Regions from separate parts of the Homo sapiens genome. Here region 1 is linked to region 2. A link is a loop called in an ENCODE intact Hi-C map of the cell type or tissue named here. Cell type or tissue: dorsolateral prefrontal cortex. All regions are shown on one strand. Each heading gives the region's core, and the rest is flanking DNA. Links, peaks and the distances in the headings are about the cores only. Region 1 holds the start of PHLDA3 (pleckstrin homology like domain family A member 3). Region 2 overlaps NAV1 (neuron navigator 1).

Region 1 (14,437 bases), core at 237-2,736, 230 kb after region 2:
GGCGGATCACCTGAGGTCAGGAGTTTGAGACCAGCCTGGCTAACATGGTGAAATTCTGACTCAACTAAAAATACAAAAAATGAGCCAGGCATGGTGGTGGGTGCCTGTAATCCCAGCTACTTGGGAGGCTGAGGCAGGAGAATCGCTTGAACCCGGGAGGCAGAGGTTGCAGTGAGCTGAGATCACACCATTGTACTCCAGCCTAGGCAACAAATGTGAAACTCTGTCTCAAAAAAAAAGCAGGCAGCCTGGTGGAAATGAATCAAAGTGGATTCGTTCCTGCTTTTTCTAAGGACCAATTACTTCTCAGTATCAATGCCAACTGAACCACACTGTCTGAAGTGACCCGACCAGCCAAACACCACTGGCTTGTCCTGTCTGGTCTCCACCCCCAAATCTGGGCCTGGGAATTGCATGGACTTTGGACTTGGAGGGGCTCAGCTAGGCCCCAAAACTGTGCTCAGAACTTCTCCCAGCTCGGAAAGCCCCAGCCTAAGAGGGAAACTCAACCAGAGGAACTTTCACGTCAAATCTAGAAAGCTCACTTCTACCTAGGAGGGGTGTGGTGGAGGGGCCTGGCTCAGCCTGCTGTGCTGTTAGGGCCCCCACAGCAAGTCCGTGGAAGGCCACATTTTTTTTTGGAAATAGGTTCATGTGAGGGGTTGCGGCATCCTTCATCTTAGGCATACCTGCCTGATGCGTTGGGGCTGTGCTGCTTTGCTTCAGCCCTTCTCGAAAATGTGCCCACACTAAGTTTTCAAAACAAAAGCAGATGCTTTAATAACAACAAGGCCTCGTGTACCTATTTCCCAGATGACCAGCTCCAACAGTGGCCTTGACAGAGGCCCCTCCTGGACTCTGAGAAAGGCACCTATGCATGCATAACACCCATCAATGGTGCAGAGCAATAGAAAAGTACAAGATGACCGGGAGAAGAGCTGGAGGAGTTCAGGGAATGCCAGCCCAGGGTGGGCTCTGGCTGGGAGTTCTGCAATCGGGGTCAAGGGCTCCATCTTGGTAACCCCTCTGGCTCCAGCACAGGGGGTGGCCCACGAAAGGTGCTCCGGACAAGTTTCCGCAGCCAGGAGGACGGCTGGTTCCACACACCCAGGTGGACCCTTCTGTCTGGGAGGGGCCTACAGGAGTGGCCCGGATGGGAGCCTTTGGGGCCCAAAGCTGGAGAGAGGCTGCCCTCTGCTGGCTGATCGGGAGGGCCTGTCGGCGACCGTCCTGTGCCTTGCACCACTAGCTGTCTTGCTCCCGGGCCACTGTTTTTCAGTGCAGCCCCACGGTGGGCAAGGGGCCCTGACGCACCTCCTGGGAATAAGACCTGGGTAAAGGCAGTAGGCTGTAAGCCAGCTGCGGCCAGGCCAGGAAGCACTCACTGGACGGTGAAGGGCCAGCCAGAGGGGCGCATCAAGGAAGGAGGAACACCAGGCAGGGGAGGCACTTGGGGAAGGAGGGTCGGCTGACGGGGAGGGGGCCCAGCATCTGCAAGCGCGGCGCTTGCGCCGTCCCGGGAGACACCAGGTGGTGCTGTGGGGTCAGGGCAAAAGGCAGGCGCTGCGTTTCCGCGCACCCCACGCCCTCCTCCTCTCTCTGTGGACCCTGAGGACTCAGCTCCTGCGCAAGACAGCGCACGCGTCTAATCCCCGACGCTCACTTCTCCTTGGAGGGCTGTCGCGCTTCGGGGCCCTGTGGAATACCAAACCCTCACCAAAGAGTGAGCAAGGACTCTTTTTTTTGAGACAGAGTTTTCCTCTTGTTGCCCACGCTGGAGTGCAATGGTGCGATCTCGGCTCAACGCAACCTCCGCCTCCCGGGTTCAAGCGATTCTCCTGGCTCAGCCTCTGAGTGGCTGGGATTACAGGCATAAGCCACCCCGCCCGGCTAATTTTTGTATTTTTTTGGTAGAGACGGGGTTTCTCCATGTTGGTCAAGCTAGTTGGCCTAGAACTCCCGACCTCAGGTGATCTGCCCACCTCGGCCTCCCAAAGTGCTGGGATTACAGGCATGAGCCACCGCACCCGGCCAGGGTGAGCTAGGTCTTTATGTCCACTTAGGTATTTCTTTTCTCGTTTCTGTCATCTCCGAGCAAGGCGTCCAGGGCGACCTCGGGAGAATGTGTTTGGTGGGAGCTATGCCCAGCTGCAGGAGCGGTAGAGCCCTGGGCTTTTTAGGATGTGATGGAAAATAGCTGCCGCTCCCGATGGGCGGCAGGCCCAGCCTCCTCGGGCTGCCCTTCTCCAAGAGCCTTAGCAAATTGTCCGGGTCACCTGAGAGGCTGGGGAGGGACAGGAAGACCACGAGGCCGACTGGAGGGTGAGGATAGAGATCTTGGGTAGCGGGGGTTGGGGGGCGTTAGAGCTGCTATTAAGTGTGGGAGTGATCCCTGAATCAAGGGCCACAGAAATTATTCGAGAGGGGCTCCCAATCGCTTCTCGACCTTTTGGCTAAGATCAAGTGAGGGGGGCACCCAGCGAGGAACGATCCCCCGACTTAGATCAGTGGAGGTGAGTGTGGCGGAGTGAGGAACACAGGGATTAACAACTGGAAGGTCCGGCCCTCCCCGCGCCTCGCCTCCGTGCCACGCCCAGCCCCGGCCCCGCCTCCAAGCCCAACCTTTATTCTGAGAATCATTGGGGAAGCCTTTAAAAATGGATTCCCAGCCCCACCCCTAGAGATTCTGATTCGGTTGGCCTGGGTGGGGCCTGGGAATCTGTATTCGACAAGCTGCTCTGGTGATTCTCTGACGCTTGCCCGGGCTCAGCCGGGCTTGAGAACCTGCGGACCAGCCCAGCCTCCTAGTAGGTGCCGGCCTCCACCCGGCCGCTCAACCTCAACCACTTAGCTGCCAACAGCTCCGCGCCCCGCCCCGCCCCGCCCCGCCCCGCCCCGCCCCGCAGCTGGGGCTGCCTCTGAACGGTTCTAATGATTAGAGAGGACTTCCTGGAACTTCCTATTTCTGTCCCCTAGAGTCATCCAGAACAGGTCTAATCCCTCTCCTGCATGACAGCGCTTCAGAGATTTGAAGACAGCTGTCGGCTGCCTGAGTCCGCCCCTCCCCACCAGAGATCCCCTGGCCTTTCAGCGCTTCCTGATGGAGGCACCAGGGAGCCCAGTGAGTCCAGTGGAGGAGGAAAAACACAGCCAGGGGTTGGGGGCCGTCCAGTGGCCAGAGAAACAGACTGGGGACTTGCAATAGGTCAAAGGGAAAAAACAGAGGCAGCTCCCCCTGAGAAACGCCTGTCCCCTGCCTTTCTAGGGTGCAACTTCCTCCAACCTAGTCTTCTTTTGGACATTTTGGAAACATTATTATTCATCCAACTTGTGTGCTTACTATATGCTATAGACTGTTTGAAGACCTTTAATGTATTAACTCACTTAATTGTCACATTACTCATCCATCTCGTGTGCTTAATATATGCTATAGACTGTTTGAAGACCTTAAATGCATTAACTCATTTAATTCTCACAATAGCCCTATGAAGTAGGTGCTGTCATTTTACCCACTTATAACTGATCAAACTGAAGCCAAGAACCAAAGAACAATTCAGCAACCCTCTCAAGGTCAAATTGAGCAGGATATAAATGCAGGCAGCTGGGTCCAGGTCCCATCGCTGCAGTGCTATACCTAACATCCTTGCCTTAAGAGGAGACAATTATGTACTGGGAGTATGAGGCCTGGTGCTGGAATGGTGAGTTAGGACCATAGCAATAGCTAACAGTTATTGAGCACATACTATGTGCCTGGCACTGGTCTAGATGTTTTCTTATTTGATCCTCATATAAGCACTAGGAGGTAATTATATTATCCCTTTATTATATAAGAGGAAACCGAGATTCAGTGAATTTTAGAGACTTACTCAAGTCCCTGGCAAGTGGTGGAGCCAGGATTGGAACCAGCTCTGTGACTTTGGGCCTGCCTCCTCCCCTCTGGGTGTCGGCTCCTCATTTGCGAAGTGAAGACGTTGGCCTAAATTAGTTCTGAGGAAATGCTTCTCAAGCTTTAATGTGCATATGAATCTCCTGGGGATCTTGTTAAAATGCAGATTCTAGTTTTGGGTGGGGCCTGAAATTGGACATCTCTCACAAGCTCCCAGGGGTAGGTGGTGCTGATGTTGCTGATCCTGGGACCACACTTGAACAGCCAAGCTTCAGGGGATCCACCCAACTCTGATGTCCTGAGTTTATGGGCCTAGAAAGACTCACCCTAAAGGCCATGAAAATTCAGGAAGCAGATTATCGTGAATAAAGCCTTTAGTGGGCATTTTCCATGCCTGGACAAGCCCTTAGTTCCTTTTCAGAAGCACCTGCTCCTGAACCTTCTACATTTCCACTCTGTTGACCTCAACCTGACTCTTCAAGAGAGTTCAAGGTCTTGGTCCCAGGCCAAGGGGGATTGTTGCTCCCTGCTGGAGGAGTGAAGAGGTATCTCTGTGGCTCTGCCTTCTGGGTACCCAGCAGTCCCATGGCAATCACACTGTCTAGTCCTTTAAGAGATGTTCACAGATATTCCTGGACACACAGTAATATCTACGTTTACATTTAAGGGTTACATTTGGCCTCTTCCCTTGAATTTTGATGTGGTGATGTGGCTTGCTGTGGCCTCTAATTGAGACCAGAAGTGTCACTTCTGAGCAGACTTCTTTTTTTTTATTTTTTATTTTTTATTTTTTGAGATGGAGTTTCACTCTTGTCGCCCAGGCTGGAGTGCAGTGGCGTGATCTCAGCTCACTGCAACCTCTGCCTCCCAGATTCAAGCAATTCTCCTGGCTCAGCCTCCTGAAGTAGCTGGGATTACAGGTGCCTGCCACTACACCCAGTTAATTTTTTTGTATTTTTAGTTGAGACGGAGTTTCATTATGTTGGCCAGGCTGGTCTTGAACTCCTGACCTCAGGTGATCCACTTGCCTCAGCCTCCCAAAGTGCTGGGATTACAGGCGTGAGCCACCGTGCCTGGCCATCTGAGCAGACTTCTTTAATAGGCACGATGTAAGTTTTCATGTCCCTTTTCCCTGTTGTGGAGAGTGTGGAAGTAGGTGTGATGGAACCTCCAGCAACCTGGATATGTGTATATCTCAAGGAGCAGATATACCTCCCCTGCCAGCTCAAGTAGGACATATGGTATGAGTGGGAAGACCTTTGCTATGTTAAGCTATTGGGTTTGGGAGGAGTTTCTTAGCACAGCATAACCTAGCCCATCCTAACTAGTACACATACCAATATCACCTTAGATAGGCCGAGTCAAGTATGGAGACCATATTTCTACAAAGTCAGGATCGTAGCCTGTCAAAGATCTAATGCTTAACTCTGGGGTCTTCTTCAGTAGGAAGGAATATCTTCTTGCAAAAGTAGGGTGGGATTCCTAAAGATGTGAACTCTTCCTCCCCTTCTTTTGCTAGTCCCTGTTAAGTAGAGAACTCTGATTCACCCATTTGCCATTGTGTCCCTAAAGTCTAGCCCAGGGCCTGAATTAAGAATTAAGAATACTTAATTCTTAATTCACACACAATGGGATTTACTCTGAAGTTCCTTTCTATGAATCTTCCTGTAGATCACATCCAAGAATATGCCATGAGCCTTCCTCCCCTCCCTAAGCCCCTCCACACACCCCTCTGCCTTGAGCAATTTGTTAATTTCTCCTTGACCTAAGCCTCAGGCTGGACAACTCACAGCCTCCTTCTCTGCCTGATCTTGACAATGGCACTGCATAGGAGCTTCCCTGTTATCAAAGTCATACTCACGAATAATAATCTTTATAACTCTCATGATGAAACATTTGAAAATCAGAGGCAAGTGGTAAAAAACTCATCCATGATCTCCTCACCTCGAAGGAACTGCTGTTGACACTGTGACCTTTCCTTTCCTATTTTCCTCTGTGCATTCCCCCTCCCCCCATACTTTTAGGGAGAGCCTATGAATGTCTCCTATTTAGGAGGAGAGGGAAAAGCCACCCACAAATGCAGAAAATGGCACAGCTGGAAGGGGACTTACGAATCCTTCAACCAACTCCCTTACATTACCATTGAGAATGCTGCTTTATACTAGTCTGGGTGCAGATGTGTGAAAAGTAAAAACAAATATCTGGCAAGACCCAAACCAAGCTAAGTGATTGTTGTCTCTGGGGTTGGGGGACTAGAAGGGTGGTGAAAAGATACTGTCATGTTTTGAATCTTTTGCAACAAAAATGTATTCAAGTGTTACTTGCATTTAAAGCACATTATTACTAGAAGAAAAGAGAAAGCAACTTTTATGTCAAGGGTTTCATGGCTATTATTGGCATATTGGTTGAGGCCACTAGTTTCCTGGGTATCAGTCAGTCTCCTCCTAGTGTCATTGCCCCTTGGTCAAGTGTCCTCAAGGAAGAGATTCATTCCAGGGCAGCCCATTTTTTCCTACAACATGGGCACCCAGATGCCAAGATGGCATGGGAAAAAGGAAAATTCTGCAGGCCCCAACCTGAACCATTAGCCCACAAGTCCAATCTCTGTAAGACCCACGCTGGGATCAAATGCCTTCAAGCCCAGACTCAGCCCCATCAGAGGGGGCAGTAGGTGCTCTCAAGACGAAAGGGATTCTTGGTGAATCAGGAAAGTTATTGGGCTGGAAAGTGATTAAAGGGCTGAGCGTGGGAGGGGATTTCCACTGAGAGAGCCAGGCCCAGGAGCAAGCCTGGGCGGGTCGGCTGCAGAGTTGCTGCCCACTTGAAGTCTGTCGCAATGGTGCCCATAAAACCCAAGTCATCAGAGACTTGAAACCTTGGTAGGGTTTTTCCTTCTGTTTCCCTTTAGAAAAACAGAGATCCGAGGAAACCCCAAAGTCCTGGAACAAAGGGCTGTACATCAAAGCGGTGCGAGCAGGTCAGGAGAAGTCTGAGGGAGAGGTCAGCTGGAGTGGGTCTCCCAGCCCCCAGCTCCCAGGGAGAGGAGAGCAGTGAGGGACCTGTGGATTGGAGGGTGGGTGCAGAAGCCTGAAGGGAGAAGCAGGGTGGGGAGGAGCAGGGCTGTGAACAGACCCATTTTCATGCCCCATCTAGGTGAGGAGGCACTACCTGGCCTGAGGAATCCAGGGAACAGGTTGAGGAAGGAGTAGTGATGTTTTCTTTTCTTGCCTATACAGGGGTTACATAGCTCCCATAAACTAGCCAGGCTTTTTTTTTTTTTTCAAATATGCACTGAATCTGCAAGATAGAACTTGACAGCCTTCATTTTACAGATGAGGAAACTGAGGTCAGAGAGAGGAAGTGATTGTGTAAGGTGTCACCAAGCTTAGGCTAGGACATGGGTGTCCTGTCTCCTACCTGAGTGCTCCTTCCCCTACACCAGTGGTTCTCACACGTGGGCGTCAGAATCACCTGGAGGGCTTGTTCAAACACGGATTGCTGGGCTCCAAACCCGGGTCTGGGGTGGAGCCTAGAATTTGTATTTCTAACAAGTTCCCAGCTGATGCTGACTCTGCTGGCCTGAGACTACATTTTGAGAACCGCTGCTCTAGACCCTTGCTATCTAAAGTATGTTCTGTTGACTAGCAGCATCAGTGTTACTTGGAAGCTTCTAGAAGTGCAGAATCTCAGGTCCTACCCTAGACCTATTCCATCAGAATCTGCATTTGCAAGATCCCCAGGTGATCCATTTGCACACTGCAGTCTGAGAAGCGCTGGTCTATGCCACACACCTCTTTCTGGACTGGGGGTCAAATTGAGGCAGCCTAGATGAGCCTTCCAACTCCAGTTGCCAGGGGATAATGGAATAGGTGCCCAGGGTCCTGTGGGGGAACCAGCCCCTTTTTTGTGTTCCCCAAGGTTGGGGAGTTCTCTCCAGAACTACAGAGACAGGAGGGGCTGCATGCTCAGCTCTGGGTTTGCTCGGTTCTAGTGTACACACCCGACATCAGGAGGCTCTATGTGCCCACCTTGGGGAATCCTGGGAATGCCTGGAGGCCAATAACTGCCATTCAAGCCTCTAAATCAACCCCTGCTCTGAAGCCAGCCCTTGCGTTTGAAATTCTATTTCAAGAACTTATGTAATACCTATGTGTTTATTTTATTTTAAAAATATGCCTAATACATGAGTATGACATCCAAACCATATTGAAGCATGCTCATAAAATGACAGGCATTCTCACACTGCCCATCCCCATCCTGGACATTCCATAAGTAACATATCACTGTGAATTGAATCCTGTTAGATATAACCTGTACAACAGAGGTGGACTTTGTTCATTGTGGCCATGCTATATACCTTATTAACTCACTGTACTGTAATGTTTCCCCATGAAACAACGTATTTCAGGCATCTCAACCTACTAAGACCTGTAGATCTGTGTATTTTCAACTGCTGCACCGCATGAACATTTATGTACTGTGCAGTTAACTAGATTTTTAGAGAAGCAATGCATGCACAGGATTTAAAAAAATCAAACAATACAGATTGGTGAACAATGAAAAAATAAGTCTCTATCTTTCTTCTTCATTGTTACCTAGAGAAACTGTTAACAATTTATTTTAAATTTTTATTTACTTTTCTAAACAGGGTCTTGCTCTGTTGCCCAGGCTGGAGTGCACTGGTGTGATCATAGCTCACTGTAGCCTCAAACTCCTGGGCTCAAGCCATCCTCCCACCTCAGACTCCTGAGTAGCTGGGACTACAGGCATGTACCCCACTATGGCTATATTTAAAAAATGATTTTGGAGAAACAAGATCTTACTATGTTGCCTAGGCTGGTCTCAGACTCCTGGGCTCAAGCGATCCTCATGCCTTAGCCTCCTAAGGTGCTGAGATTACAGGCAAACCATTTATTTTTGGTATTTAATTAAAATACTTAATTTTTGTAATAGTTTTGGATGTATAGTAAATTTGAGCAGATAGAACAGAGTTCCTGCATACCTACCCTTCCCCCATAGTTTCTCCTATTATTAACATCTTGCATTAATGTGCTACATTTTTTACAATGAATGAGCCAAGATTCATACATTTACTATTAACTGAAGTTCATGGTTTAAACTCACTCTTGTTGTATGGTTCTGCAGGCTTTGATAGATGCATAACGTCACGTATCCACCATTATAGTATCATACAAAATAGTCTTGCTGCCCTAAAAATCTCCTTTAACCATCTAGTGGTTTCCATTGTTTTAAATAATGCAGTTACATTCTTTTCATTAGTTCATTAACTCTAGATTGCATTGATTGTTTCCCCTCCTCTGCATTATCCTTTTCCACCTCCCAGTTTTTGTCAGGTACATTGTCATTTCATTTTCTCATTCGATAATTATTCATTCAGTTCCTACAGTGTATTAGGCAATGTTCTAGGTGCTGGAGCCACAGGGGTAAAAAAAACAGATAGGCTGGACGCGGTGGCTGACGCCTGTAATCCCAGCACTTTGGGAGGCCGAGGCAGGCGGATCACGAGGTCAGGAGATTGGAACCATCCTGGCTAACACAGTGAAACCCCGTCTGTACTAAAAATACAAAAAGTTAGCCGGGCATGGTGGCGGGCGCCTGTAGTCCCAGCTACTCAGGAGGCTGAGGCAGGAGAATGGCGTGAACCCAGGAGGCAGAGCTTGCAGTGAGCTGAGATCGCGCCACTGCACTCCAGCCTGGGCGACAGAGCGAGACTCTGCCTCAAAAAAACAAACAAACAAAAAACAAACTCCCCGCTGGCATAGAGCCCACAAGTAAAGGAGATAGACAATAAGTAAGAAAAATACAATTGTGGATGCTAATATGTGCCATAGAGAAAAATTGAGCAGGGACGGGATACAGTGTGTGTATGTACATCTATGGAAGGGGGTTGTGGCTTTAAACACAGTGTTGGGAGAAGACCCCATTGAGAAGGTAATACGTGAACACAGCTTAGTGTGGTGAAAAAATGAACCATTTGGTGATCTGGGAGAGAGGATTCCAGACAGTGAGGACAGCAGGTGCAAAGGCCCTGAGGAAGGATGGTTGCCAAGTTCAAGGGATGGTGAGGACTGTGGCTGGAGCCAGGGATAGAGGAAAGTACAGGAGGTAAGATCAGAAAGTGAAGAGCAGGTCTTAGAGGGCCTTGCAGGTAGCATCAATGACTTTGGCTTTACTCAGAATGAGATGAGAAGACTCTGGTGGCTTTTGAGCAAAGGAGTGATATCATCCTTAGTTTTAAAGTTTTTGCAGTGTTAATGTACGTCTTGTTTTGTTAATAAATTGTCTTCAACACTTTTCTTTAGATTGAGTCTAACAATTTATGAAGAATTTATATAAGATTAAGTAGACAGCCAGGCGCAGTGGCTCATGCCTGTAATCCCTGCTCTTTGGGAGGCTGAGGCTGGTGGATCGCCTGAGGGCAGGAGTTCGAGACTAGGCTGGCCAAAATAGTGAAACCCCGTCTCTACTAAAAACACAAAAAATTAGCTGGGCATGATGGCAGGCGCCTGTAATCCCAGCTACTAGGGAGGCTGAGGCAGGAGAATCGCTTGAACCCGGGAGGTGGAGGTTGCAGTGAGCCGAGGTCGTGCCATTGCACTCCAGCCTGAGCAACAAGAGCAAAACTCAATCTAAAAAAAAAAAAAAAAGAATTAAGTAAATATAGAAAACAAAAGCTATGTTACTTTTTGCATCTCTCTGGGTCTCATTCTTACCTCTAACCCGCCTTATTCCCATCTTTCTTTCCGCCTTGTCCTGGGTAGCCACCCAGAGGGACCCCTCCTCTCCACTTGGACTTCCTCCTTCTCACACAGGTGTGGAGGTGGTGTGGCTCAGCCCTAGCTAGAACCATTTCCAGCACATTCTTCCCTGGGGCCATTTTGTAGTCTAGCCTGTTCCAGCCGGACTTGGATTTACTGACGGTGCAGATCTGCTTTCTCTTTGGGGTGGGCAGAGGGAGAAGCCAGCTCTGGGCTGCTACCATGGGACATTTTGTCCATCAGCCAGATGTGGAGTTAACAAGTCAATGATAATTGAGTAAGTGATGGGGCGCGGTGGCTCACGCCTGTAGTCCCAGGACTTTGGGAGGCTGAGGTGGGCAGATCATGAGCTCAGGAGTTCGAGACCAGCCTGGCCAACATGATGAAACTCCATCTCTACTAAAAATACAAAAATTAGCCAGGCATGGTGGCAGGCGCCTGTAATCCCAGTTACTCGGGAGGCTTAGGCAGGAGAATCACTTGAGCCCAGGAGGCGGGGGTTGCAGGGAGCCGAGATTGTGCCATTGCACTCCAGCCTGGGTGACAAAGTGAGACTCCATCTCAAAAAAAAAAAAAAAAAAAAAAGAATTGGGTAAGTATCTCTAGGGCCCAGCACTGCTCCAGCCCAGTGACTTAACCAAGAAGTTTAAGTCAGAGCTCCTGTTCCAGGGGATGGGTAGGGATACCTCAGCAGGAAGGGAGGAGCAGCACCAGCCCTCTCTGCACGCTGCTCCCCTGGCTTTTGAGTTCTTCTTGATCCTTCTGATGGCCCAAATAATCCAGCCTGGGCCTGAGCCTCTCCCAGATGTGGCTACCAGGCAAGATGCCAGTTCTAGGGAAAGATTTGGAATGAATCATCTCCCCTAGTCCCAGAGGTCTTGAGATTGGAGGACAGGATTCCAGGTTCCAAGGACCCATTCAGGCCTCCAGGAAGACGTTGTCGTGTTAGGAACTGGATGCTTAGCTGATGAAGACCCTTCCAGCAGTAGAGTATGTCCTGCTAAATTTCCTCCAATGGCCCCCCACCCCCATCTTTATCTGCTCACTCTTGCTATCCAATGTTCCCTTCTCCTGTGTCCAAAAGCCCGCTACCTCGCAACTCAGTAAGCTGAAGAGAAAAGTATGGGTGACTGGATCATTTTTAAAGGAACTATGTGGACTCAGATGTTCATGTATGGGCAGTATGGGTATGTATCATCAAACGATCCTGGGCCCTGTTAGCCACCATGCATTCTCATCTGGACTTTGCCATTTTCAAAGCCATGTGACGCCATTTACATTATCTGACCTCTCTGGGTCTCATTTTTCTCATCGGTAAAACGCCCACAGTGATAATAATATCTGTCTATCATGAGCATCTACAACATGTGAGAGGGCTCTGTACGAAGCCCATACAACTGTGAATCCACCTGGAACTGGAAAGAGCATGAATGAGTCCCAGACCCAGTGTGGGGAGAAGAGGAACTGGTAGAGATAAAACAGCAGTGGCCCACGCATGTAATCCCAGCACTTTGGGAGGCCAAGGCAGGCGGATCACCTGAGGCGGGGAGTTTGAGACCAGCCTGACCAACATGGAGAAACCCCGACTCTACTAAAAATACAAAAAATTAGCCAGGTGTGGTGGCAGATGCCTGTAATCCCAGCTACTTGGGAGGCTGAGGCAGGAGAATCGCTTGAACCTGGGAAGCAGAGGTTGCAGTGAGCCGAGATCGCACCGTTGCACTCCAGCCTGGGCAACGAGGGCAAAACTCCGTCTCAAAAACAAAAACAAAACAAAACAAAAAAATGAGTTAGGGGTAGAGCCTGATCTAGGGCCCTGTTTCCTCAGAGAGAGAACTTTGGATCATGGCAGGACTGTGCCAGGTTGGTGCACCCAGGAGACCCCTGTGGAGTGGTGGGGAGGAGCCATGGGAGGGCAGGGCTGGCAGGCAGGCTGAGACCTTGTGGGTCCCTCAGGTAGGGCCGTGGCCACCTCGAGCTCCCTCTTCTGCTGCTCTCTGGGCCTCAGGAGACACCTGTCTTTGTCTTTTCTTTAATGCCACTGTCTATTCCCTCTCCTGGAGGGGCATTCTGGGAGTTAGGAGTTAGTTGTCGTCACACGTGTGTGTGTGTGTGTGTGTGTGTGTGTATAAAGAGTTATGGATGAGACACTGACAGTTCCCTTCTCTCATCTCCTAACTTTGGGACTGCAGAGGAGCGCACTCCTATCCCCACAACAGGACCTTCCCTGTATCTGTTAGGCTCTGCTCTTTGGGCAGGAGGATGGCAACACAGGGTGTAAGTACAAAGAGGTCTTATTACTGTCATTATTATATATCATTACTCCCGTAAGAATCTATTATTAACATGTTGATGAATAGACCTTTAAGAAACTGTGGGCCTGGAGGAACTGATCAAGATGGGGACAGAATGAGGACCTAAGAGAGCCCTCTTCCAGTGCCTGGCTTAATCTCAGGGCCCCCATCATTCTCTAAAGGGAATAAGAGTGGGGAGAGGGGAGGAAGAACATTTCTTGAGACTCAAGAGTTGTCAGGTCCTGTCTTGGGTCTTTCACAAATGTTATCCAACTTATTCATCAGGACAACCCCATGAGATGAGAATAAATTAATCCTCCTATTCGACAGATGAGGAAATTGACGGAGGTCAGTAAAGTTGCCCCAGGTGGGCAGGACACAGCCAACAAGGGAGAAGAGGTTTGAACTCAACTCTGCAAAGCTCTTGTGTTTACACAATATTCTAGCCAGAACAGAAAGAGACCTCTCCCTCTGCGTTCCCCTCCAGCTCTGTATGCGGGAGAAGTCCATTCTTGGGGAAGGCCGAGGGAGGACAGAATCTGCGGAGCGGAAGGAGCAAGGTTGGAGCTGCGCTTACACCTGGGACTGGCTGTGCCATCGGTCCAGCGTCGGCGCCTGCAAGTGTGCGGTGGAGAGGACTGCAGACAGTGGCATCCCCAGGTCACGGAGGGGGTCCCTCCTCCCCCACTACGAGGAGGGCATGAATGACCTCAAGCCTCAGCTCTCCTTTGTTGGCACTGGCTACTCTCTACAGGCCTCCCCGCGCAATGCATGGGGGTAGGAGTAGGAGCAGGTGAACTGTCCAAGCAGAGGCAGCGATGGACAGCCTCTCTTGGGTGCTGCACAGAGAAATCGGGCGATGGAGGAGGAACCCAACATGGGCTTGATGCAGAGGCTGGGGGCCCCATGGCGTGCCAAGTAACCAGCAGCTGTCTGACGCCTAACATGCAACTGGTGCCACTGCGCGTTCGCCAAGCAAGCCCACCCCCTTGCTAGCAGCGCGCTCTCCAATCGAGGAGATGCGCCTTCCCCCTCCCTTCCCCGCCATCTCCCCCTTCATTCAAGGCCTGGGGGAGCTGCGGTTCCGAGAAGCGGCAGACGGCAGCCAGAAGGCTTGGGCTGTTGAGTAAGCAGCCCCCTCTCAGTCCCGGCCCTCCCCGCCCCGCGCCCTGCGCCTCCAGTGAGTGACTGAGCCCCCGCTGCGGCCCCGCCCCCGGGGCCCTGCCGGAGCTGGTGCGCGGCGCGGAGGGGAGGGCCGGCCAGGGTAGGAATGCGCTGCGGGCGGGCGGCGCAGGAGGCGAGCGGCGGAACATGTAAGGGCACATCCCGCGAGCTGCCGCCCAGCGCGCAGACAGAGCCCAGGGGAGCAAGAGAACGGGCGGGCGGTGGGGCTCACGGCCTAGGGAGGCGCGGAGGCATCTGGCAGAGGCGGGTCGGGCTGGGCCAGCTGGGGTAGAGCGGAGGAGCGGGTGCCGGCT
Region 2 (15,453 bases), core at 5,306-7,805:
CACATCTCTAGACATCTCTAGACTTAAGCTTGGTGAGGGGGATTCTAGCTCAGATCCTCAGTTCTTGAATTCCAGCCCTGCACCCACCCTTCAGGCTTGCCTTTCTCTGGGGAGGACACAGTTTCATTTCCTCTCCAGCCACAGTCTGACCCAGACTCTCCTCGCTGGGGGAAATGAACCAGTAGAAATTGAGGAAGCAGCACAGGAGTAAAGGCTTCTGAAAAGGAATGGAATCCAGTTATCCTGGGAGTTCCTGGGTGAAAACAGCCTTGCAGGAAGCACACACTGGACCATAAGCTCCGAGGATGAAGCTTGTGTGTGTTCTGGGGAGCCAGTGCCCAGCGCTGTGCCTGGCACACAGCTGGCATGGGTTCTGAGCATGCAGAGTACAGAACCTACCCTCATCAGCCAGCGTGACTCTGGCAGGTGCCTCCCTGCCCCCAGCCTCATTCTCTAACCCAGGGAGTATGTATATATCCTGTCTACTTCCAGGGCTAAGGGAAGGGCTCATTGATAGAAAGCCCTTTAAAAAGTAAAAGAGCCGGCAGGGCGTGGTGGCTCACACCTGTAATCCCAGCACTTTGGGTGGCCGAAGTGGGTGGATTACCTGAGGTCAGGAGTTCTAGACCAGCCTGGCCAACATGGTGAAACCCCATCTCTACTAAAAATACAAAAATTAGCCGGTGTGGTGGCACGCACCTGTAGTCCCAGCTACTTCAGAGGCTGAGGCAGAAGAATCGCTTGACCTGGGAGACAGAGGTTGCAGTGAGCTGAGATCATGCCAAGGCACTCCAGCCTGGGAGACAGTGAGACTCTGTCTCAAAAAAAAAAAAAAAAGAGCCATAAAAAGTCAGGGAATCATTGTTTTGGCTACCAGTGTGGAACAGGAATAATATAAACCAAAGCCTATGAGAGGAAGTGGCTCTAGGTCCACAGTAAACAGAAAAACCAGCTCCGGGGCTCTTGGTTCCTTTCCTATAAAGGGAGGCAGAAGCCAGAGGCCCTAGACGCTCCCCCTAAACCAGTCAGCATTATGCAAAAGGCTTGATTGAAGCCTCCCCTTTCCCACTAGAAGCAGAAAACCAATAGCGCCTGCCTAGGGTCAAGCTGTCCGGCTTAACGGAGGGACTGGGGGCTGGCTGCTCTGAGTCAGTGGCACCAGGAGGCTGGAGCTGCTACTTCTCTCCTACTCCTGTGAGTGAGTCATTTGGGGTGTGGCCCTCTCAGCAACTAAGCACTTTCTGGTGTCTTTGGCATGAGGCTGGTGGGTGACTTGGTGCTGAGAGATGTTCCAACAATTTCCTTGGATGGGGGAAGGCAGATGTCCAAGATTTCATCCGCTGGGTCCTAAACTGATAAGCCAAGCTCTGCCAGATCCCTGCTTCACTTGGGCTCCTGCTGGGGGCTTGGGGCTATGAGGGATGGCAGTAAGGGACAGATGTAAGGGGGTCCTGGAGCCCCCACCATCCACCTTTTTCCAGGACTTCCTTGGTCACCTCCCTTTCAGTAGTCAGGGTTCTGCTGGCCTGAGCAGAGGTAATCCCCAGAGAGTTTTGATTTATCTTACCATTTAAAATACTCGAGATGTCTGGGAGTAAAGGGCTGAGTGTCCAAGATGCGGGCATGGGCTGGGGATAGGGGGAGGAGTAGTACAAGGAAGGAGAAGGAGAAGGGTCATCTAAGCAGGAAGAACTACAGCCAACGGCTGAAAGCTACTTAAGACTAAGTGCAGTTCCACATCAGAGTTGCTGCAATCCCACAATGCACCGGGGTGACTGAAAGGTAGTGAGTTGGCCGGGCGCGGTGGCTCACGCCTGTAATCCCAGCACTTTGGGAGGCCAAGGCGTGTGGATCACTTGAGGCCAGGAGTTTGAGACTGGCCTGGCCAACATGGTGAAACCCCATCTCTACTAAAAATACAAAAATTAGCTGGGCGTGATGGCACACAGCTGTAATCCCAGCTACTCGGGAGGCTGAGGCAGTGGGCGACAGAATGAGACTCGGTCTTTAAAAATAATAACAAAATATTTTTAAAAAGCCTATGTTAAAAATAAAAAAAGAAAGGTAATGAGTTCTTTGTCATTGGTGGTATGTAAATATGTCCATGGGTGTGGTCCCATCCTCAGAATCCCAAATGGCCACACCCTGGGCTAAAGAAAGTCCTTTTCCACTGCCCCTGTGTCCCAACTTTGCTCTTAATTTTCCAGCCCCAGGAGTTGGAGAGGAATCTACTTCCAGTCTAACTGGGGAGGCTTCCTAGCCCTCACACAGCCTTCCTGCCCCACACCCCCCATGATTTCCCAATCTGGCTGTCTGTTCTGCCTCCCGCTGTCCCCAGAGCTTAGCCCAGCCCTCTGCCCCACTTGGAGCTGACAGCATGAGCTCATCTGGGCAGTCCAAGGAGCCAGCAAGGGAAATTCTGAGTCACAGCAGAGCCTGTGGCCAGGACTTTGCTCCAGAGAGAGGTGCCGTGGGAAGGCTGAGTGCCCCATGCAGCTGGAGGCTATGAGGTCTCTGCAGGGAGTGGGCTAGGGGGACACACCTAACAGGGCATGGAGCTGGGTGACACTGTGTGGGCCCTGTTGAGCACTCAAGCCTCCCTCAGTGGCTCGTAGAAGAGGCCAGGGGGCACCTAACTGACACAAGAGTGAAAAGACCCAGGTGTTGAGAAGGGAATTGATTCTAGACCCCTAGTTTAATGGAGACTTAGGAACAGGAAGAGAGCATTTAGTAAACCTTCTCTTGACAGATTGAGGAGACAGAGGTCTAATGAAGGAGACTGACTATCAAAGATCACACATTGAGCTGTGTAATGGCTTCCACTTCCTGGCTCCTAAGCTAGTGATTTTCAAGCTGATTTGCTGAAATGAAATGAAATGTTCAGGCACAAGCAGACAGAAGACAAAGCCAAGCTTCTCTTGTTGAGATAAATGGATTTCCTCCTCCTTCTGCAGTGGCTCCACGCATCAGGCCACCTGGCTGACCTGGCAGAGGTGTGGAGGGACCCGGGGGCCCTGCCCTCCAGAATGGGGTGGAGAGCCAGGAAGGCAGAGGGCATGACCCTCTCTGCAGCTCGAGCTTACCTGTGAGTCACCTGGGACCCTCGCAGGCTGGACATGGTCTCTTCCAGGTTCTGCCGGAGATCCAGGACATTCTGCACTGTCCTCTTTCTCTGGGACTCTGGGTCTGGTAGGGAGAGAAGGAAGAGCTGGGTGAGTGAAGAGAACTTAATGCTGGGATCCTGGGGGTCAGGAAGTGGAGATTGACAGTGTCCCCAGGAGGCTAGTCCCTGGGCCATGATAGTCACCTTCCTCCTCCCTTTCCCAAAGACAACCAACAGAATGGGCCCTCTCAAAGGCCCTGGACATGTGCCATTGAGCCCTCTGAACCCCAGATCCTGGCAGGGGGTACAGGCATGGCTTTCTGTGTCTGTGCACTCCTTTCAGAGCCCCCAAGGAACTGCCTCTACCTCTGGCTTTGTTTTGGGGAGGCCCTGCTTCTCATAGCAGAGGTCCTGGGCAAGATTTCTCGTGGTTGAGATGAGCTGGAACATCTGCCTGAAACCCCCTATCCAGGGTTGTGCTGGTAAATGTTTAACAACTGGCTTTCGGAGGAAGGGGACACCGATGTGTGGTGTTTGCCAATTTCCCTGGTATAAAGCCTCCTATCATGGCCACTTTCAATCTACCAATCTGATGTCACTGACCACAGAGTTAGGAAGAGGGGCTAACAATTGGCTCTGGGGAACTGGTACAAGCTGGCTTCAGTACACCTAAACCCAGGCACTGACTGGTAATATCTGGGGTTGCTCTATGGGGTCCCAGGAAGTTAGTTCAGATATAGTCTCCTAAAGGTGAGGTGGCTGGTGGGAGGTGGAAGGGATGAGCAGTCATTTTCTGGAGCTTGAAGTGAGCTCTGGGCAGTCCCCACACAAGTGGTGCAATCCTGAGTGAGAAGGATGCATGGGTGTGGCCCAATCCTCAGAATCCCAAATCACCAAGAGCCATTGTATTCAACCCTGGTGTCCAGATATTAGCCTGGACGGATGAGAATCTACAACAGCAAACAGGGTGAAAATAACGTCCAAATGACTGAGAGGTGCTTGAGCATGAAGGAACTCAAAGAATGTTCTTCCTTCCTTCAGTTCATCCAATGAATCTTTATCAAGCACTTACTTCACATCAGGCACCACCCTGGGCCCTAAGGACAGTATAATGAAGAGAAGCTGGCCCTGCCCCATGGCTTATCTTTCATTTTGGAACCTAAAGTCATGAATGGAACCAAGTCCCCCAGTACCTCCCTAAAAGACAATCTGCAGGAGAGAGTCAGGGAGTGACAGAAAGATGATGGCAAAACAACAGAGAAAACCCAAGAACTCTGGCTCTCCAGGCTGCTCCCTTTTCCCCTCCATCCGCAAGCCTTCTGCCGCTGCTGCAGAGGCCAAACGCCCCCTCAGTCCCTCCTCAGCCCACAGACTCAGCAGGAGTGTAAGGTTTTTTTTAGCTGCCAAAGGGAACATTTCTGAATCTCTTCAAGAGGTTTTTATTCCCCCAAGACTAAGCTCAGGCCGGCTGGCAGGCAGCTGCTTGACTGTCTTGTCAGGGAGGGGAGGCTGGGTGGGGCGGGCAGGGAGCCTGCAATGCCCTCTCCAGAGCCTTTTGGGCACCTTTTCTGAGAACCAGCTCCACACCCAAGCCCAGCCATCCCTCCTTTCCCCTCCCAGGGGGAGCTTCTCCACCCCCACATCCTCTCATGGTCAGCACCATGAATCCAGGCCTCCATGCTGGTGGCAAGGATCAGGGACAAATGGCAGGCCACCATGCCAGTGGCCTAAGCTCTATCCCCAGTCCTGGCATCACTTCCGTGGCCGCCAATGCCTATTTATCCTGGCAAGTGTCACCTTGTAAGCTGCTCCATGGCTTTAATTGATGGCTTGGCATGAAACACAGACAGGGTCAATTTTTTAGACTCGCCAAGAAATAAAGTTGAATTCTAAAATGCCTATGTGGGGACTAAGAACATGGTGCCAAGGTGTGGGTTTCTGGCCCAGGGTGATGCTTTTTATGGGCTTGGCAGACATGAGGGACAGGCACACACATCTCCAAGGGGTGTGTATTCCCAAAGAGGAAGGTGATCAAGAGTTACTCAGAGACTTCTGTGTGTGCCAGACCCTTTGCATGCATTATCTACTTGAATCCTTGCAACATTTCTGGGAGATTTGTGCTACTGCCCCATTTAACAGATGAGAAAACTGACACTCAGAGAGAACAAGTAAACTGCCCAAGGTCACACACCTAGCATGTAGCACAAGGCAGAGTTGAGCCCAGGAAGAAACTCATACTTGTCTTGATATATCACAGGGCATCTCTGCACCACTAGCATCAAGCATGGTGACTGTTGTATAGGAGGCGCTTAGGCTGCAAGCAGTGGCTCATGCCTATAATCCCAGCACTGTGGGAGACCGAGGCCAGAGGATCGCTTCAGGCCAGGAGTTTGAGACCAGCCTGGGCAACACAGGGAGATCCTGTCTATATAAAAAATAAAAATAAAAAAATTGGCCAGGTGGCTCAAGCCTGTAATACTAGCTACTTGGGAGGCTGAGGCAGGAAGATCACTTGAGCCCAAGAGTTCAATGCTGTAATGAACTATGATCACACCACTATACTCTAGCCTGGGCAACAGAGTGAGACCCTGTTTCAAAAAAAAAAACAAAGAAGATGCTTAGTGAACATTTCAAGAATGGATGCTACCACAATTTTTTAAAATTTCCAAAAACCCATGAAAAAAAGTAAAGGGATACATACATGTCACGTTAGGAAAATGTCTTTTTTTTTTTTTTTTAAGGAAAAATGTTTAAACCACACAGTAGCCTCAGGAGAGTCATGCTGCATTCCCTAATGCCCCAGATGCTCCAGATGGGAGTCATAGACATCTAGGTCACAGGTTTGACCCTCTTTCTCCATATCTCTTCCCTCAAAGACCTCTATCCTAGCCCCTTCCTCAATTCCACATCAGCAGAGTGTGGTGGGACTATTTCAGAGTCTCCCAGAGTCGCCAAACCACAAGAGTCCTTGAAAGTCACTTAATCCTGCTGTGTCTCTGGAGAGCTGGGAGGCTGAGGTCCAGGAAGTAGGGACTAGCTGGAGATCACAGAGATGCGAATGGAAGAACACTTGACTCCAGGCAGCTTCCCCACAGGTATAGATTTGGGGCATACAGGGGAGGAGGTTAGGGCAGGGTTTGGTTTCCTTGGGGGTGACCAGGATCTGGTCTCTGCTACCAGGCTGGAGGGGCCCTGCAGAGGCTACACCCTGCAGCTCCCTCTGTGCCCCAGCAGTGGCCCCTGGTGGCCATCATGGGTATGCCGCTCTGCTTCTCCAAGGCTCAGCCCAGGGTGGGTCTGGAGGGTTGGGGCCCCTGGTAAGTCTGGCTTCCTCCACATTGCTAGGTGACAGACACATTCCCGGGGTGGTACAGCCACAGCTTCAGGCCAAGAGGACTTACCTGTGTACAAAAGAAAGGCCTCCAGAGCTCCAGAGGCTGCAGAGGGGGCCTAGGTTGAGGAGCCAATCTGACATTCACACCCATGACCCTGAAGGTGAATTTTTATATTTTAGCTTAAAAATATGAGTAAGTTACATTTCCAAGGGAATTTACTTCACCTCTCAACCCTCATCCATTCCTGATCTTCACCTTACCCCACCTCTGACCACCAACCCATAACTAAGCTTCACCCCTTTCTCACCATCTCCTGTGAGGGTGAGCATCCCGGATGGGGTGAAGGTATCTAGGGCTTCCGCTACTCTGTGATAATGAGAAAAGTAACCTAAAAGTTCAATGGTTTTTTTTTTTTTTTTGGAGACAGGGTCTTACTCTGTCTCCTGGGATGGAGTGGCATGATCACGCCTCACTGCAGGCTCAACTTCCCTGGTTTTGAGCGATTCTCCCACCTTAGCCTCCTGAGTAGCTGGGACTACAGGCATGCCCCATCACGCCTGGCTAATTTTTGCATTTTTAGTAGAGACGGGGTTTTGCCATGTTGCCCAAGCTGGTCTCGAACTTCTGAGCTCAAGCTATCCTTCTGACTCAGCCCCCCAAAGTGCTGGGATTACAGGTGTGTGCCATCGTGCCTGGCTAATGGCTTGTTTTATTGGCTAAGTTGAGATGCCCTGGAGGCTGCCTCCATGTGTCTCTGTCAAATGTTTTGCTCTGGGTGTGGGACAGGCCTGGGGACAAAACAGAGCCCAGACATGGCAAAGATGCAGAGGGAGTCTTGGTAGCCCATCCCCTTCCTCAATACCCCTAAGTGGAGGACGTGCTCAGAATACTCCCATCTTACGTGGCACCTTTGTGCAAATTAGAACAAGGTACTCTCCAGTCCAACCCACCTCTAGCCAGGTCCTAGTAGAGTACAGCGTTCTCCTTCACATGATACCAGCCAGGATGCCACCCTCCAAAACTTACTCTGGGGGCCTGGGAGTGCGTGCTGTCTTAGCTCCTACAGAACAGGGTCCAGCTGCAAGAGTGAAGTGTGTGTATGTGTGTGTGTGTGTGTGTGTGTGCGCGCAAGTAGGGTTTGAGGGGGGAAGGGGGCAGGTAGGGCTCCTAGCAGGCCCCAGGGCGACACCAAGGTCTATGGGGAGGAGCTCATGATGTTATCCTGGGCTGCCCTCCAAGCCTTTCCCTGAAAATGGAGCAACTGGGGAGAGAATGTGTGTGCTACTCAGGCTCAGAACAGATGCAAGTCTCTCCCAACCCAGCCATCACCACGGCAATTCACAGTTACCACAAACAGCAGCATAGTCCCAGCATGCACTGGGGCATCTGCAGAGTAGGATGGTGTTTCTTTCTACACACTGTTGGCTCTTATGCAAGACCACAGAGAGAGCATACTGTCCATGTCAAGGGTCTTTGGGAAAGGACTAGCAATCAAATACACTTGACAGACAGGTGCATGCACACACAAATCAAATAATGCCCAGCTACTCAATGTTCACCACGAGGCATTTTCCATGTTATTTAATTTGAGCCAGGGGACTGATCACAAGTCTTTTTGACTCCAAAGCCCTTGTTCTTTCCACTACAATATGGTGTTTCAAAATACATGCACATGCCTCCAGATATACACACCTACTTGTGGTCTAGCCTGTAGTTTGTGGAAACCCTCATAAAACTCTGCAATTCTGCAGACATATGCATAGAGAGATTTCTGTGGACACATCTCCCATTGTATGGGGAGGAAGCAAGAAGACTAAAACGTTGCTAGAGGAAGAGAAGTAATTTAAGGGACAGCCCAGGGTGCACTGTGAGGATGATGTAAAAAGGGTCTTTCTCTCTGTTCCAGTGTCAGAACAGGGGAAACAGGCTTCCCCAGGAGGGCAGGACTACGAAATTGCTCATCAAGAGATTGGGACCCTAGGGCAAAACTGACAGTGATGTAGTGGCAAGAACATAGTCCTTAGATTCAGAAAGACCTGTGCTTCAGGTCCTGGTACTGCCCCCTTCCCAGCTTGTTTGAACAAGTCATCTCACCTCACTGCAGTTTCCCGCTCTGGGAAATGGGCATGATACCCACTTGGTGGGGTTGCTGTGAGGCTTAAAGAGCTAATTCACAAACATGCTTATAGTACGGTGCCTGGAACAGAGTAGGTGCTCTATAAATGGTGGCTCTTATCTGTCAGAAGGCACAAAGAGGTGGGTGAACAACGGGTGCACCCTCGGGCTGGCACTGAGGCTGGCCCCTTGTCTCTCATTTGCTGATGGGCGTGGTGCACACCCCTGGAGGGTGCAGCTCAACGGACCTGACATTCTCTTCCGGAACCTTGCTTTGGCTAGGTGAGACCCTCACTCATACCTGGAGTTAGGGGTGGATGAGGTAGTAACAAAACCTTGTTTCTGTGTCATCAGGCCTGACTACCACTCTCTCACTGCTGTGAGGCAATACAATATCTTCAATCCCGTTCTCTTGGGGCCAATCTTAGCTGTGGAGTATCGTGAACCTCAGGGGTCCCCTCTGGCCTGCAGTCTAAAATCTGATGTAGTAATAGGTGGAGAGCCTTCAACCGAGGGTAATAACCCCCCAAAATTCAGAGACGTTCAGGAAGAAGGAGACTCATGGGAATCCATCACCCGGCAGTCAAATTTCCCCAAGTTCTATAAAATTTTAATTATTGGCTGACAATTAAGTAAACTGAATAACTGTTGAAATCTTAATTATTTCCACCAGTGTTTCAAATCCCACATTAGTGGTTTGGCTCAGGGCAGAGGCCACAGAGGACTGCATTTGCACCTGACTTCTAGACTGGCTTCTGCTGTGAGTGGCTGGATGAGGTGGGAACCAACAGAAGGAACGGAAGTGAGCCAAAGAAAGAATGTTTTCAAGTCATGGCACTTCAGAACTTGAAAGGATCTCATTTTGTACACGGCGGTTTCAGGGTGGTGGTGGGGGAACAACAATCCCTCAGGTCCAGAGGGGAGGGGCCTGCCCAGTGTCACCAGGTTGTGAATGGCATGGTAGCTATCACTCTTGGCCCAGGGATCTTTAGACCAGCACTCCATGCTGTGGGCTGGGGATGAAACACACAGAGATGTATCACCAGAAGAGGTGAACTGCAATGTAAATTAATCATGTGGGATGGTTTGGGACTGGGTCCCAAATCCAGGCTAGGCTAAATGATCTGGAAACAAGAAGGATTAAGCAACATAAGCAACACAACACACAGACACACACACACACACACACACACACCCCTTCTTAATAACTCCCAAAAAGAGAGAGAGAAAAATATCTTTCCTGACCCTGTTAGATCCCTAGGGTGAAGCCCAGGTCAGTGGGAGTTTATCTGCACATCTCACAACCAGCATTTGTTGATGATCGTCTGGTGCTTACAATGAGTCAAACGTCTTTGGGAATCATTTTTATTCCTCTCTTCCACTCAAGGACACAAACCTTCAAACTCCAGCCAGGGAGAGCATTGCAGGCCCACCTCAGTGCACTCCTTGGTCTAACGATAAACTCCAGGTCTCTACCCACTGCTCAGAGCTGGACTAGGAGGGTTCTGCTGGTTCTTGCATCCAGTGACCTTGCACTGATTCACTGCAAAGGCTCCATCCTACAGTGTGGCTGGGGGCAGGTATGGAAAACTGACAGATAACCCAGCAAGCAAATCCCCTCTGCCTTCAGGTAGAGCACAGTAACTGTCCCTACAGTGACTCCATCCCCTCTCTCTATCCTTTTCTTCGCCATCTGATGACCCGAGAAGCTCTAAAACAGATGCTGGCAGGCCCCCACACCAGAGGCACCCCATTTCCATGGAGGATGCAGGCAGGGGACTATTTGTTCTCTTACTAATCCTATCTTTCCCTCGTTCCCCCACTTAAGTCACAATATTGTCAGAGGCAGTTGTCACCGAACCCCCGCAGCATGGCAAATCTCATGCTTCTCGTAGTTGAGTGCTCCTGCTCCCCAGGGGAGCTCCCAGGGTTTTCATCCTTACCCCAGAGAATCCGGAACCATCTCAATCAGCGAGTGGGCTGAACTGGAGCCCAGCGCTCAATGGCACTCCTGTTGTTTGCTGCATGGGGACACATACCCAGAAAGAGCCAGGACTAAAGGACTAATGTGTTGGCCACATGGGTGTGTGAGGCAAGGAAAGAAAAACTAGGAAATAGAAGCAAATCTGGGGCCAGAGAGAGGAGCATGCACGGCCATCTCAGCCTGGAACTGCCAGGCAGGTATCTTTCCAGATCACCTACGGTTTTGATTTTCACTGAGTGAGATGGCTTGGATTAGGGACCCTCGGTAATGCATCTCCACTGGGCACTGGGCTAAGAGGAATCGTAAAGCAGGGCATGCCGGGTGGACAACTTAGAACACGTAAAGAGGGTGAGGGGCAGTAGCTTATGCCTGTAATCACAACACTTTGGGAGGTAGAGATGGGAGGATACCTCGAGCCCAGGAGTTCAAGACCAGCCTGGGCAACACAGCAAGAGCCCATCACTATAAAAAATAATAATTTTTAGAGTTCTAGCTTGGGGGCACACATGACTTAGCTGTGGGAGCTAGGGTGAATTACTTCCCCTCTTTGGGCCTCAGTTTCCCTATCTACAAATATGGGAGTGGGAGTAGAGGATACCCAAGCCCCTACCCAGCTTTGACAGTCTGGTTCTATGGTTTTGTACTTGGCTGAAGCCCATAAAAGCATCTTTTCTCTCAGAGTATGCTAAAAAGGCAGATACCAGGGTGTCACCCCCCAGAGCTTCTGATTCAACAGGATGGAGATGGGGCCTCATCTTTGCAAACCCCCACAGTGGAGGGTGTGCTACATAAGGCCACATTTTGGAAAATCCTTACATCTCATTGCATACCACCAGTATTGGATGTCCATTACAAAACCAGGGCTTGACTTCCTGATGCCAAGTGGCTACGCAAAGTGTCCCTGGCCTTCAGAACAAATCTACTCTTCAGGCACAAGTCTGTTCTCAGGAAAAGCCGCCTCCTTCATCTCCAGGCTTGGGATAAGAGAAGTCACCTAGCCACCTCAGCCTTGCAGCAAGAGAACCCAGCCCCAGTCCAGCCCCCGCCAGGCTCTCTGGGGGCTTGTTGCTGAGAATGGCCACAAGGGGGCGTTGCCGGTCCTCAGCCGGCTGTGGCCTTGCTGCGACTGCAGCGCAGCGAGGTGGACAGCGTCTCGCTCAGGCTCGGGAGCCACCGCCCAGGTCTCTCTCCCTCAGTCTCCTGCTTAGCACAGCTCCTTTCCTCCCAGGACTCTGCACTCCTAGGGCTGACATCTTTCCCGCAACCCTAGGCCTCGTGGCCAGGCTGGGAGAACAGCCTGAGTTTGCAGTATCTATGACGGGGAGCCCACCCGGTTCTTGGGGAGAGGGAGCAGGGCCTGGCTTCTGGGATTAACCAACCAGCCTTCGGCACCAGGGAGGTTCTGGGGACCCACAAGCCCCACTTGGCAAGCTCTGATTCAGGGCCAAAGTTTCCAAGAGGCTCCAGCTGGCCTTTCTGCTCCAGTCCCCTGGGGAAATATTAAATAGATCAGGGTTCAGATCTGTGCTCTGAGGCCTCACCTCTGCTCCTCCGCAGTGTTCTTGAGGCTGGGAGCTGCCTGATGAGCTGGGAGGACAGTCACCCCACCCCCTCCACCACACCCAGGCTGACCCTTTCTGGGGAGTGGCAGCCTCTCTCTGCAGCGAGCTGAGGGCAGGCAGTGACCACAGGGCAGCCCCACGCGGATGGCTAGTTCAGGCCACAGCCTGTCACAGGACAGCTCAGCCCTGCTCAGCCGTGTGCAAAAGTGCAGCCTTTGGCAGCAAACTTGGGCCGGGGAGACGAGCTTAAAGTTCCAGGAGAAAGCAATACCTCCACAGCCACTAATATTTAGCAACAAGATCACGTTAGGAAAGGACTTGCCAAGGTCAAGGGTGGTCCATGCGGAGGACTGTGGGACCAGGAGAGGGTGCCTGGCCTCGAGCCCTGTTTGGAAGGAGTGCTAGTTTGCTATCCTGACTTCTCCACCTCAGGAGAAACACCTCCCTGCCCCATTTCCTTGTGAATGTTAGATTATAGGATCAGAATGATAGGTTATAGGATCAGATAGCAGACTCTCGAACATATTCTGTCTTCTCTCATTTAAAGACTTGGACTTCCGGGCTGGGCTCAGAGGGCTGGCCTCCTGCAGAAGGTGGCCTGCCTGTCTCAGCCTGGAGACGTGGCCCTCTGTTCCCCAACAGGCCTTGACTTTCCTGCCCAGTGAACCTCAAGGTTTACTGAAAATGTTTTCCATTAGTGATCCTGCCCAGACCCTTCATGTGACACCCTGCTCCAAAGAAGTCACTGCTGCTGGGAGCTGGGAGTGGTTGTTATGGCAACAGTTTACACAGCAGAGAGAACCATCTGCAGGCAAATGGGGACGGGAGTGGGGAGGGGCTGAGTCCAGGTGTGGATGACAATTGGAGGAGGCCCTGGGGGATTTCTGGTTGTGACACTAGTAAGATTAGTATTGGCTAACTCTTCTACAGGGCTGGGTACCAGGCACTATTCTAGCAGCTTTATGTATATTAGCCCATTTAATCTTCAGGACAACTCTTTGAGAGAGCCCAGTTATTATCCCCATTTTACAGTTGAGAAAAACGGAAGCCTGGGGAGGTTGAGTAAGCTGTCCAAGGACATATAACAGCAAATGGCAAAGCCAGAATTCAAATCCAGATAGTCTGACTCTAGAGCGCATAGTCCAATATTGTCGCCACTAGTCAGAATGGGGAGAGAGAGAGAGAGAGAGAGAGAGAGAGAGAGAGAGAGAGAGAGAGAGAGAGAGAGAGAATTCACATACCAAAATTCACCCTTTTAAAATGTACAGTTCATTTGGGAGCCGACGCTGGTGGATCACTTGAGGTCAGGAATTCAAGACCAGCCTGACCAACATGATGAAACCCCATCTCTACTAAAAATACAAAATGAGCTTGGCATGGTGGTGCACTCCTGTAACCCCAGCTACCTACTTGGGAGGCTGAGGCAGGAAAATCGCTTGAACCTGGGAGGCAGGGGTTGCAGTGAGCTGAGATCGCACCATTGCACTCCAGCCTGGGCAACAAGAGTGAAACTCCATCTCAAAAATAATAATAAAAAAAACAAATAAAATGTACAGTTCAATTGTTTTTAGTATATTTGCACAGTTGTACAACCATCATCACTATCTAATCCAGACTATTTTTATCATTCCAATAAGAAGCCCTGTGGCCATTAGCAGTCACTCCCTGTTCTCCCCTTGCTCCAACTCCTGGCAACCACCAATCTACTTTCTGTCTCTGTGAGTTTGCCTATTCTAGACATTTCATAGAAATGTAATCATGCAATATGTGGCCTTTTGCATCTGGCTTCTTCCACTTAGCACAACGTTCTCAAGGTTCCTCCATGTTGTAGCAAGCATCACTACTTCATTCCTCTTCAGGGCTGAATGATATTCCATTGTATGGATATACCACATTTAGTTTATCTATTCATTTCATAGGCATTTGGGTCATCTCAACTTTTGGCCTAGTATGAATAATGCTGCTATGAAATTCACGTCCATGCCTTTATATGGATGCATGTTTTCATTTCTTTTGAATGTATGCCTATGAGTACAATACTGGGTCCCATGGTAATTTTATAGTTAACATTTTGAGGAACTGCCAGACTGTTTTCCAAAGTGGCTGCTCCATTTCTCATTCCCATCAGCAGTATATGAGAGTTCCAATTTCTCCATATCTTCACTGACACTTGTCATTGTCTCTTTTTGATAGCCATCCAGTGGGTATGAAGTGGTATCTCACTGTAGGTGTCATCTACATTTCCCTAGTGCCTAATGATATTGAGCATCTTTTAGATTTAAGTTAACTAAAATTAATGAAGTTTCAAATTCAGTTGTTGGGTTGCACTAGCCACATTTCAAGTGTTCAATAGCCACATCATTACACCAGCTCGTAGCTACTGCAGCACAGATATAGAAGTTTCCACCACCTTGGAGCACTCTTAGAGCCACTGGAGTTGGTCTGTGCTAATATTACTGGCTCTTTTTCTTTTTCTTTTTTTATTTTTTTTATTATACTTTAAGTTCTAGGGTACATGTGCACAATGTGCAGGTTTGTTACATAGGTATACATGTGCTATGTTGGTTTGTTGCACCCATTAACTTGTCATTTACATTAGGTATTTCTCCTAATGCTATCCCTCCCCCAGCTCCCCACCCCCACAACAGGCCCCCATGTGTGATGTTCCCCACCCTGTGTCCAAGTGTTCTCATTGTTCAATTCCCACCTATGAGTGAGAACATGCAGTGTTTGGTTTTCTGTCCTTGTGATAGTTTGCTCAGAATGATGGTTTCCAGCTTCATCCATGACCCTGCAAAGGACATGAACTCATCCTTTTTTATGGCTGCATAGTATTCCATGGTGTACAAGTGCCACATTTTCTTTTCTTTCTTTTTTTTTTTTTTTTTTTTTTTGAGACAGAGTCTCACTCTGTCCCCAGGCTGGAGTGCAGTGGCAGGATCTCGGCTCACTACAAGCTCTGCCTCCCGGGTTCACATCATTCTCCTGCCTCAGCCTCCCGAGTAGCTGGGACTACAGGCGCCTGCCACCACGCCTGGCTAATTTTTTGTATTTTTATTAGAGACGGGGTTTCACCATGTTAGCCAGGATGGTCTCGATCTCCTGACCTCGTGATCCACCCGCCTCGGCCTCCCAAAGTGCTGGGATTACAGGCGTGAGCCATTGCGCCCGGCAATGTGCTACATTTTCTTAATCCAGTCTATCATTGATGGACATTTGGGTTGGTTCCAAGTCTTTGCTATTGTGAATAGTGCCACAATAAACATATGTGTGCATGTGTCTTTATAGTAGCATGATTTATAATCCTTTGGGTATATACTTAGTAATGGAATCGCTGGGTCAAATGGTATTTCT

Evidence for each region. Peaks named below come from ENCODE experiments on the same cell type or tissue, not always from the same donor. Only the 100,000 strongest peaks of a DNase experiment are listed, where the experiment ranks them.
Region 1: it touches region 2 in a loop (3-fold over the local background); 17 of 110 quality-filtered maps call a loop at or near these places.

What each region holds. Positions count from the first base shown.
Region 1 is chr1:201,469,006-201,483,442 of GRCh38, reverse strand. It overlaps PHLDA3 (pleckstrin homology like domain family A member 3), which reads left to right and starts at 14,255. Exons shown (of 2, transcript NM_012396.5): 1 at 14,255-14,437. RefSeq lists enhancers at 126-455, 14,236-14,355, 13,870-14,437 and silencers at 2,836-2,925, 13,986-14,215, 14,426-14,437. In dorsolateral prefrontal cortex, for the core only: CTCF peaks have their summits at 1,019 and 1,224 (motif pointing left); DNase peaks (open chromatin) are centred at 1,192 and 1,522; H3K4me3 peaks cover 1,701 bases; H3K27ac peaks cover 2,500 bases.
Region 2 is chr1:201,700,550-201,716,002 of GRCh38, reverse strand. NAV1 (neuron navigator 1) reads right to left here. Exons shown (of 34, transcript NM_001389617.1): 6 at 3,084-3,186. All of the region lies in intron 2 of IPO9-AS1 (IPO9 antisense RNA 1), which reads left to right. Among named protein-coding and RNA genes, the nearest start is that of MIR5191, 11 kb to the left of the region's middle. RefSeq lists enhancers at 2,248-2,542, 2,386-3,074, 12,069-12,641. In dorsolateral prefrontal cortex, for the core only: CTCF peaks have their summits at 6,127 and 6,334 (motif pointing left); DNase peaks (open chromatin) are centred at 6,332 and 7,782; H3K27ac peaks cover 2,500 bases.